2 separate regions of the Homo sapiens genome follow, and region 1 is linked to region 2. The links are chromatin contacts, found by Hi-C in ENCODE. All regions are on one chromosome and are shown on one strand. The core of a region is the stretch at or near the end of the contact, and the rest is flanking DNA. Distances in the headings are between cores, read along the strand shown. Region 1 has its middle 78 kb from the start of RLIM. Region 2 has its middle 27 kb from the start of PBDC1.

Evidence for each region. A loop is a pair of places that touch in the nucleus more often than their neighbours do. Pooled maps may share reads with other maps.
Region 1: a loop to region 2 is called in a map with no recorded cell type, with 8 times the contacts of the local background. The contact joins two enhancer-like sites. A Hi-C loop is called at or near these places in 2 of 37 single-sample maps with no recorded cell type and 9 of 50 pooled maps.

What each region holds. Positions count from the first base shown.
Region 1 is chrX:74,534,420-74,538,405 of GRCh38, forward strand. No RefSeq gene overlaps it. Among named protein-coding and RNA genes, the nearest start is that of RLIM, 78 kb to the right of the region's middle. Within about 2 kb of position 1,957, at least 36 of the 41 ENCODE cell types and tissues checked have a DNase peak (open chromatin) inside an H3K27ac peak, as active enhancers do.
Region 2 is chrX:76,143,431-76,147,792 of GRCh38, forward strand. No RefSeq gene overlaps it. Among named protein-coding and RNA genes, the nearest start is that of PBDC1, 27 kb to the right of the region's middle. RefSeq lists an enhancer at 1,874-2,693. Within about 2 kb of position 2,644, at least 16 of the 41 ENCODE cell types and tissues checked have a DNase peak (open chromatin) inside an H3K27ac peak, as active enhancers do.

The DNA.
Region 1 (3,986 bases), core at 707-3,206, 1.6 Mb before region 2:
CTGTGCATTGAATTTAAGTGGAGAGACTGAGGCCTAGAGGTAGGAAGAGACTGCAGTAGGTTCACACAGTTCATCAGTGACAGAGCAAGATGAGACTTGAACTCATGTCATTGACTTCCAGTACAGTTTACACCCCTGGTTTTACAGATGAAGAAACTGGCCCTAGGAGGGATAAATGACTTGCCCACTTCATTCAACAACTGTGTACCAAACCCATTTCCATAAGTGTGTCAGCAGGACCAGCTCTGAGCAAAAATGAAAGTTTAGCAAAGTTTAACTTTTAGCATACCCCATGTCTTCATGATTACTCTCACCCGCAACTGACACATACTTTTGGTATTCTGTCTCCCAGTCACTCCAGACCATGCAATCTTGGCTTGGAGACCTGGTTTCACCTACTGTCCCTCCACCCCCAGCAACTCAAGAGGTACAAAAAAAATCCATCTCCAAATGGCCACATACTGGGCAGGGCAGGGGCAAAGAGAAGTGACTGGTTTCCGGTTGGAAGAAGGTGGTTTACCACCCAGCTCTTGGCTATTGTTTCTCCTCAGACTCAGTGTAGACACCCTCAGGCTGGCTTCCTCATCTCCTCCCACTGAGGCTAATTACTCTGTCCCATTGCAGGGCCCCAGGCTCTCCCACCTAAGGTCTGCCCCGCTCCCCTAGCCCCTTCCCCAGCAGCCCCAAGGGTCCAGTCTGTGTTTGATCACCCAGGATTATTAGATTTCAAAGCTGTGGAATCCCATAATTTTTACGAGCATATGCTCTCCTCTAGGGTCTTTTCACGTCTGAAAAGGCGGCCAGCAGCTCCCTGCCACTTCTCCACAGTAGCAGTGCAGGCCAGCTGACAAGGATTACAAATCCCTAGTGTCTCATAGCTGGCGCCTAGATAGTGTGGGTGACGGGTAGAATAAGAGCCCTTGAAGCAAGTTCAGAAATTCTAATAAGCTGAAATGCAGCAGAGACTGCAGAGGCACAAGGAAAGGGATTAGATACCCAAATCCTGCAGGGGTTCAGGAGGCTATGCTTCAAAGCCCCTTTGATTCCTGCCTTTCAGCTCTCTCTAGCGGTCACCAAGCGCAAAGTTCTATGCCTGGTTTTCAAGTCATTTAAGCAGTCTTTTCTAGAGACCTGCTGCGTGTCAGACACTCTGCTAGAATCCGGGAACTTCAGGAATGAAAGGAACATAAGTAGAAAAAAACCAGAAGAACACAAAGAGTTTGTACTACCTAACTTCCAAGATACCCTTTTCTTCTCTGGGCGCCAGTACCCAGAGAGTACCGACCTTAGCGCCAAAATTCGGTCCTCTCTGAGGCAGATCAGGAGCCACCACGCCCCCAGTGAAATGGAGGCGGCAGGAATCCCACCCCCAACCCCTCTTCCTCTCCCCACGACTATCCTCCCGGGGGCGAGAGTCGCCCGGAAGAACTACCCGCGCCTCGGCATTGGTTTCCTGCTGAGCCCCAGCCGGATAAAATTAGTCGATTGCTCACACTAACAAGTGTCAGAGTCCGCGTCCAGCTGAGTGGGTGGGGAGAGCAGTACTGGGCCGGGCCGCATTCCCGCCCGGGCCTGTCAGAGCAGCGGACAGACAGCACCTGTCGTGGGCCTCCTCGTTCCCTCACTCCTGCCAGAGCCTGTGGCCCCCCCGCGGAGACCGGGGACTACACTTGGGAGCATCTTTCCCCAACTCTCGTCACCGCAGAGACCGCGCCGAGCCCACCTGCCAAATGTTAATACACTGGAATGCCAGGGGAGGGGAAAAGAAGGTTGCACTTCTACTCTCCTTTCCCACCACACACCCACCCTTCACTGACCTCGCCACGACTGGGCCCTGGCATCCGGGCCTGGGGGTGCTAATCGACACTATTTCCCGCCAGGTCCCCATGCCCACTCCACACTCTGGGACTGCCTGGGGGTGGATTTGGCCCTGGCGGTCGCTCCTGGTCCTGCCGCTGGCCTCCGGCCACCTTGGGCGGGGACGCGGAGAGTGGGGTTGGCTCCTCCCCCGCCGCGGGTCTCCATCCATTTCCCCATTTGGGAGGGGTAATAACCCGGGAGCCGCGCCACGGAAATGCATCTTCCCCTGCTATTCAGACGGGAATCCGCCCACCCATGACAACCGCCCTTCCCGCCTAGGGAAAGGGGGCGGGAAGACCTAGCCTCGGGCCCTGCCAACTGCCAGCAAGCCAGACGGATAGACAGCAGCTGCTGCGTGTCCGAGCTCAGCTCCTCCTCGATCCCCCGCCCTCTACCTCCCTGCTCGCTCCACCGACACCAGGGGCCGTAGCGGCGACGGCGCCCCACCCCCAGCGCTCGGTCCGGAGCCCTCGAGGTGATCCGGGCTGGGCCTGTCGAGGATCTTTTACAATCGGCGGCCCCCTATTCTCTCCCGACCGGCCTCGTCCCTAGCGTCCCAAGAGCGGGATCAGGCGGCTGCTAGCGAAAGACCTACAGGAGCCCAGACTCGAGGCCCGCCAGGATGCGGAGACTGAGGGCGGGTTCGGCCGCCAGGAAGCGCTCCCGCCCGGGGCAGCAATCCTCCTCCGCCCTCCTCTGCAACCTCCAACCCGGGAGGGCCCTACGGGGCCTCCTCCTCCACACAGTGGGTCAGCCCAGTGGGGCTGCTTTCTGCCAAAGACTTGGCCCACCCTTCAAGCGCCCCTTCCCCCAGTCTCCATAAAAACTCTTTCAGAACTCCGGGGAATCAACCATGCTGGTGGGAGCTCCCAGCTCAGGCCTACTCCCCCATCTCACAGTTCCCGATCACACAGGGGAGCACGCGGGATTTCCTAGGCTTGAGAACCCTCCTCCAAGCCTGGACGGAGCCTCAAGAGTGGTGAGAAGGACCAGATTGACTCGAAGAGCCGCCCTCCTCAGTTTGCTCCTCTCCTACACTCCTCTACCCTAGTCTCCACCGACCTGCTTCCTTCTGCGCTTGCCTAGTGGGGGGTGAAGGAGAGGACAACTACCTTCACTTCTCCCCCCAACTTTCACATACACCCTCCGTCCCTTAAGGTGGAGTCTCCTGGGAGGCGGGCAGCCTCGCAGATCCTTCTGCCTTAAGGCCTTGCAAAGGCAGAGTTTCCTCCTGTCAGTCTGGGGTCTTCCAGCTCCCTGCCGCATTTGCCACCTCCTCCCACACTCCTTTCATCCTTCCCCGCAGCATATCTGGACATAGACCACCCCTCGACCCCGCAAAAAACAAAACAAAACAAAACAAAACAAAGCCTTGAGAAATCTCCAAACACCTGTGCGTGGACGAATTACAGTTCACAGTTGCTCCTATATCCCTCATCACAATTGGCCCTCCCCCCAACCGTGGGAGGCAACTGCTCTTAAGCCGGGTTATAGTTGGGGGAATTGAGGACCGGGGGGAACTGAATGTGGGTTTTGAACGCTTCTGCAAGGCCCTTTCCACCCCACTTCACAGAAAGTAGGGAAGTGAGCAAATCTCTCATTTTCCCTGACTTCAGAAAGCCTGCTTGCTGCTCCTGGAGTCAGCACCTGCTCCTCCCTTGTCCACTCTATCCCCCAATGAAGGCACTATTTGGGAGTGGCACTACAGCCCCAAGATGGAGGCATGGAGGGCAGCAGAAGCCGAGCCACAGTCCTTGTGCACCCCCTGGACTTCCCCAAGGAGGGCATGTGGAAGAGAAAGTCTGCCTTTCTCTGGGAGTATGGGTCATTGTCTTCTAGGTTCCTCTCCCCCTTAACATGGAGGAAAAACTCCAAAATAAGCTTGCGTGTGCTCCACTCCCTCAGTCCTTCTCTCATGATTCAATAAAATTATCATCACTGAGGGCTAATTTCCAGGGCTTTGCTTGATGCCCACAGGCCACAAAAGGAAGAATTCTTTGGGCTGGTTATTTGGGGACGGGAGGGTGAGGAGCAGCTCATGGGAGGCTCTGCTTTCGTGAGAAAGGATTTGCATGTCTAAGAGGTCAACACAGCTAGTCCAGGGCTTCCTCTCTTCCAGACTTCCA
Region 2 (4,362 bases), core at 1,394-3,893:
AGTGAGAAACAGGCCAGAAAGGACACTCAGAGGATGAAAAGGGAAACCAGTAAGCCCCACTGTTTTATACACCGTTGTCATCATGGTTTTAACTTCATGCTGAGACATAGAATTCCTTAAACTATCACAGCCCTGGTCACTTGTGCCAATTCTACAAGGCCTCCAAAACCGCATAGGAGATACTGCACCGTGGGCCCATTCCAAACACTTATTCAGAATTAAAATTCCACTGGCTTTCCATTGATAGCACTAGAGGTCTGTCTGTGACACGCTGCTCCATTACAGCAAAGCAAAGCCCCATAATGACCTAATCCAGAAGGATAAGATCCCAGGACCCATAGAACAAGGAGGCCAGAGGGAAGGCAGGCCACAAAGAAGAAGGAAACCAGACTTCCCCATCCCTCTGGGCTCCTGGGGGGGTCAGTGGAAAAAGGCCTTTAACCTAAGTGCTCAAGGCCCTAACCTAACAGCTTTTGTTTTTCACGCTGGAGCGCTGGCACTTCCTGACCCCGCTTAGTCCTTCTATTAGAATTTTGTACTCTGATGCTAGTTTTCAGAGTATAGGAGCAACTGCAGGGAATGAAGCAGCAGACCTATCAATATTTTGTGGTGATCTAAGTCTCTGTTAATAAGCCTGAGACAAGGCAAAACCAGGAAGAAGCCTTGACCCTTATCAAGGTCATCAAAGCCATACAGGACCCTTCCTAATGTCTTCAACTGTCATTTTTGAAAGAAGCCGAGTCTGACCACCAAGTATAAATGGGTATAACATCCACCGCATTTCTTTGTCATATTGTTACAGGAAAGGGGTCTTGATCCAGACCCCAAGAGAGGGTTCTTGGATCTCGCGCAAGAAATAATTCAGGGCGAGTTCACAGTGCAAAGCAAAAGCAAGTTTATTGAGAAAGCACAGTGGTGAAAGGGCAGCTACTCCATAGACAGAGTAGGACGTTCCCAAAAGTAAGAGGAGGAATGCGTCCACCCTAGGTACAATGCTTGTTATATGAGGAGATGTGCTCTGCTACAAGGGTTTGTGATAGAGGATTAATTTTCTTAATTACTATGTTTTGCAAGAATCAGTGTTGTTATCTTTAAGGCAAAATTAGGAATGCCTTTCTTCTCCAGATATCGGAATATCTGGACACTCCCAAGTCTGGGTCTGTTTAGTAAACGTTATTAATTTGTTCCCTTAACCGTAAACATCTAGAGGCTGGGAATACCTAACTTTCTGGGAATGCAGCCCAGCAAGCCTCAGCTTCATTTTCCTAGCCCTCACTCGGAATGGAGTCGCTCTGGTTCAAACGCCTCTGACAATATCACCCCGTTTTATTTTCTATCACTTACCACTATCTGAAATTAAGTAGATAATTTGTTTACTCTCTGTCCCCACCCACTAGAATGAGAACGCGGCCCTTGCATCCTTACGTGTGTCTGGCATATAAGGGGTGCTCAATGATTATTTGTTTCATGGATGAACAGATTTATGGATGGCTGGGTGGATGACGATCTTAGAAGGGGTTCCAGGGCTAGCTGGCTTTCTGTTTCTCCCACTCAAGCACCCAAGCCCTGACCCACAAAGTAAAGGAACAGGCGAAACTTCTCGCCAAATAGCTTCAAGGCAGAAACTACGCAGCTGGCTTGGGAATTCCGTACAACGCGAACGCGCATGCACAGGCAGGACTGAGCGTGTCCATCTTCGCATTACTCCCGGAGATGACTCTCGGAAACGGTCCGAGGACTAACGTCTTTCTCTTCCTCGCCCTCATTCCTCCCAGTAACGTCCGCTACAAAAGAAACCGTGCACAAAATAAACTCGGGCGGCGGGTAGAAAGGAGACAGCCGAATTCCCTACACCCATGATCAACACGCCCACACCTCCCATCAGGCACGGCGCTCCCGCCTCCCCGAAGAGGCGGTGGAACGTGGTGGTGGGGGGGGTGCTGGGGGAGGGCTGGCGGGGGGAGGGCCGGGGGAAGGAGCGGGGCGGGAACGTCCTTCTGCTACTGCTATGGCTTCCGGGGCAGCACTTCGGCAGACCGCCCGCCTCCCAGTTGCAAATCGACTTCCGGGGCACCCCCACCGGCTGCCCGGTGGGTTCTCTGCTCGAACTTCTGGCGCTTTTCCCTTCCCGTTTATCTTGTTCAGGTCCCTCAGTGGACTGCTCCAGATCTAAAGAGCAGAAATTGGGCCGCAAAGAGAACGTCCTCCCAGACTTTCTCCGTCGCGGTGAAATTATGCCCGTTTGGTGGCAGTATGTATTCACAGATGCGTGCAGCTCTGCTCTTACCCCGCCCTTCGCGTTTAGAAAAAAAGCGCCGTTCCTCAGAGTCAAAACAAAGTTTCTTTCCGCTGTAGAGGCACAGCTTTTAGGGTGGCCTACTAACTCCCGCTTTTTCTTTTCTGAAATCTCTGTGCCAATCTGATGGACAGAAGAGCGACAAAAAATATTTTTAACGTGAGATTCTTTGTTGACTAGCCTGCTTGTAAACTTTCTGACATATGCCTTTTTTTTTTTTTTTTTTTCCATAGGGCTGTGAACCCCTGATATCTGAGAGGTGTCTCAGTCAATTTAGAAAGTTTATTTTGCCAACGTTAAGGACGCGCCCATGACAGCCTGAGGAGGTCCTGACGACACGTGCCCAAGGTGGTCAGGGCACAGCCTGCTTCCATACATTTTAGGGAGACATGAAACATCAATATGTAAGATGTATACTGGTTCGGTCTCTAAAGGTGGGACAACTTGAATTGGTGAGGTGACTAGGAAGGTCATAGGTAGATAAAGACACACTGGTTGCATTCGAGTTTCTGATTAGCTTTCCATATTTTTTAAATTGAAAAATACCCAGTTAATGTCATAACTTATCTTACTATAACTTCAGAATCTAAATTATAACAAGTTTTGTCTAAAAGCATTTATCTCATTACATTTACCTACTTTTTCTAATAGTTTACCTAGATTATTTATGAAACTGCGATAGTCATTTTATTTCCTTTTCAACCATTTTATAGCCTGTGAATTTCAGGTGTTTACCTAAGTAAAAGCCTTAAGATTAAATATATGGTTATTTTACTGAATAATTGGATATTTAGCGATTTTCATTAATCCAATATTAATTTTTTTATCAAAAATTATACAAGCAAAAATTCTGTTTTTGCCGGATTTATAGTTTTGTAACCCGCATGCCAAATTTTTTTTTTAATTATTAAAGGTTCAGGGTACATGTGCACAATGTGCAGGTTAGTTACATATGTGTATACATGTGCCATGCTGGTGTGCTGCACCCATTAACTCGTCATTTAGCATTAGGTATATCTCCTAATGCTGTCCCTCCCCCCTCCCCCCTTCCCCCACCCCACAACAGTCCCCAGAGTGTGATGTTCCCCTTCCTGTGTCCATGTGTTCTCATTGTTCAATTCCCATCTATGAGTGAGAACATGCGGTGTTTGGTTTTTTGTCCTTGCGATAGTTTACTGAGAATGATGATTTCCAATTTCATCCATGTCCCTACAAAGGACATGAACTCATCATTTTTTATGGTTGCATGGTATTCCATGGTGTATATGTGCCACATTTTGATAAGTATGAAATTGCTTGATTAATAAATGCAAAAATGTATGCTGGCAATTTTTAAGAAATTTCTGTTATTAGTTTACCAATAATTTTTAAGCAAGCATATGACAGATTTTACTTAAGTCATATAAAGATGAAAAGCATTTGGGCTAATTAATTTATGAGTACTTGTTAAGCCAGTGTGGTACCTTGTGGCCCAAAACACAACAAAATACGTGTACATACATATAAACACACACATACACACTTACACAGCTGTTCCCGGTCCAAACTGAGGGTCAGCCTACTTATTCCTGCTACCCGGTAATGAGATGCAGATGAACTGGGAAAGAAGAGAGTTTATATAAGCTCAGAAAACTTTGTAATTTTTACTTGGTCTGCCAATATTTTCGAGGCCTTCTCCCTGTGGAGAGACTGTCGTCAGACCAACTCAAAATTACAAAGTTTTCCAAAGCTTATATACCTTTTAAGCTATATGTTTACATATAACTTTGCATTCATCTAAAGACATAAGTTATTAACTTCTTTTAATCTACAACTAAGTTCTCAGTTTTGAAGACCTTCCTCTGGAGCCTCAGTAAATTTACTTAATCTAGATGGGTCCAGGTGCTTGGGGTGATTACCCTTATCTTGTCTGCTGTAAATCCATAGAGGTTTTAGAAGTTCCTTTAGACCACCAGTAAAACTTGTTTGTGGAGGTCTGGGGAGTTTCTTCAGACCTCCAATAAAAACTTGTTTAATCCCAAAGGGGTCCTGTTAAGAATTCCTTTATCTTGTCATGCTTCAAGGCC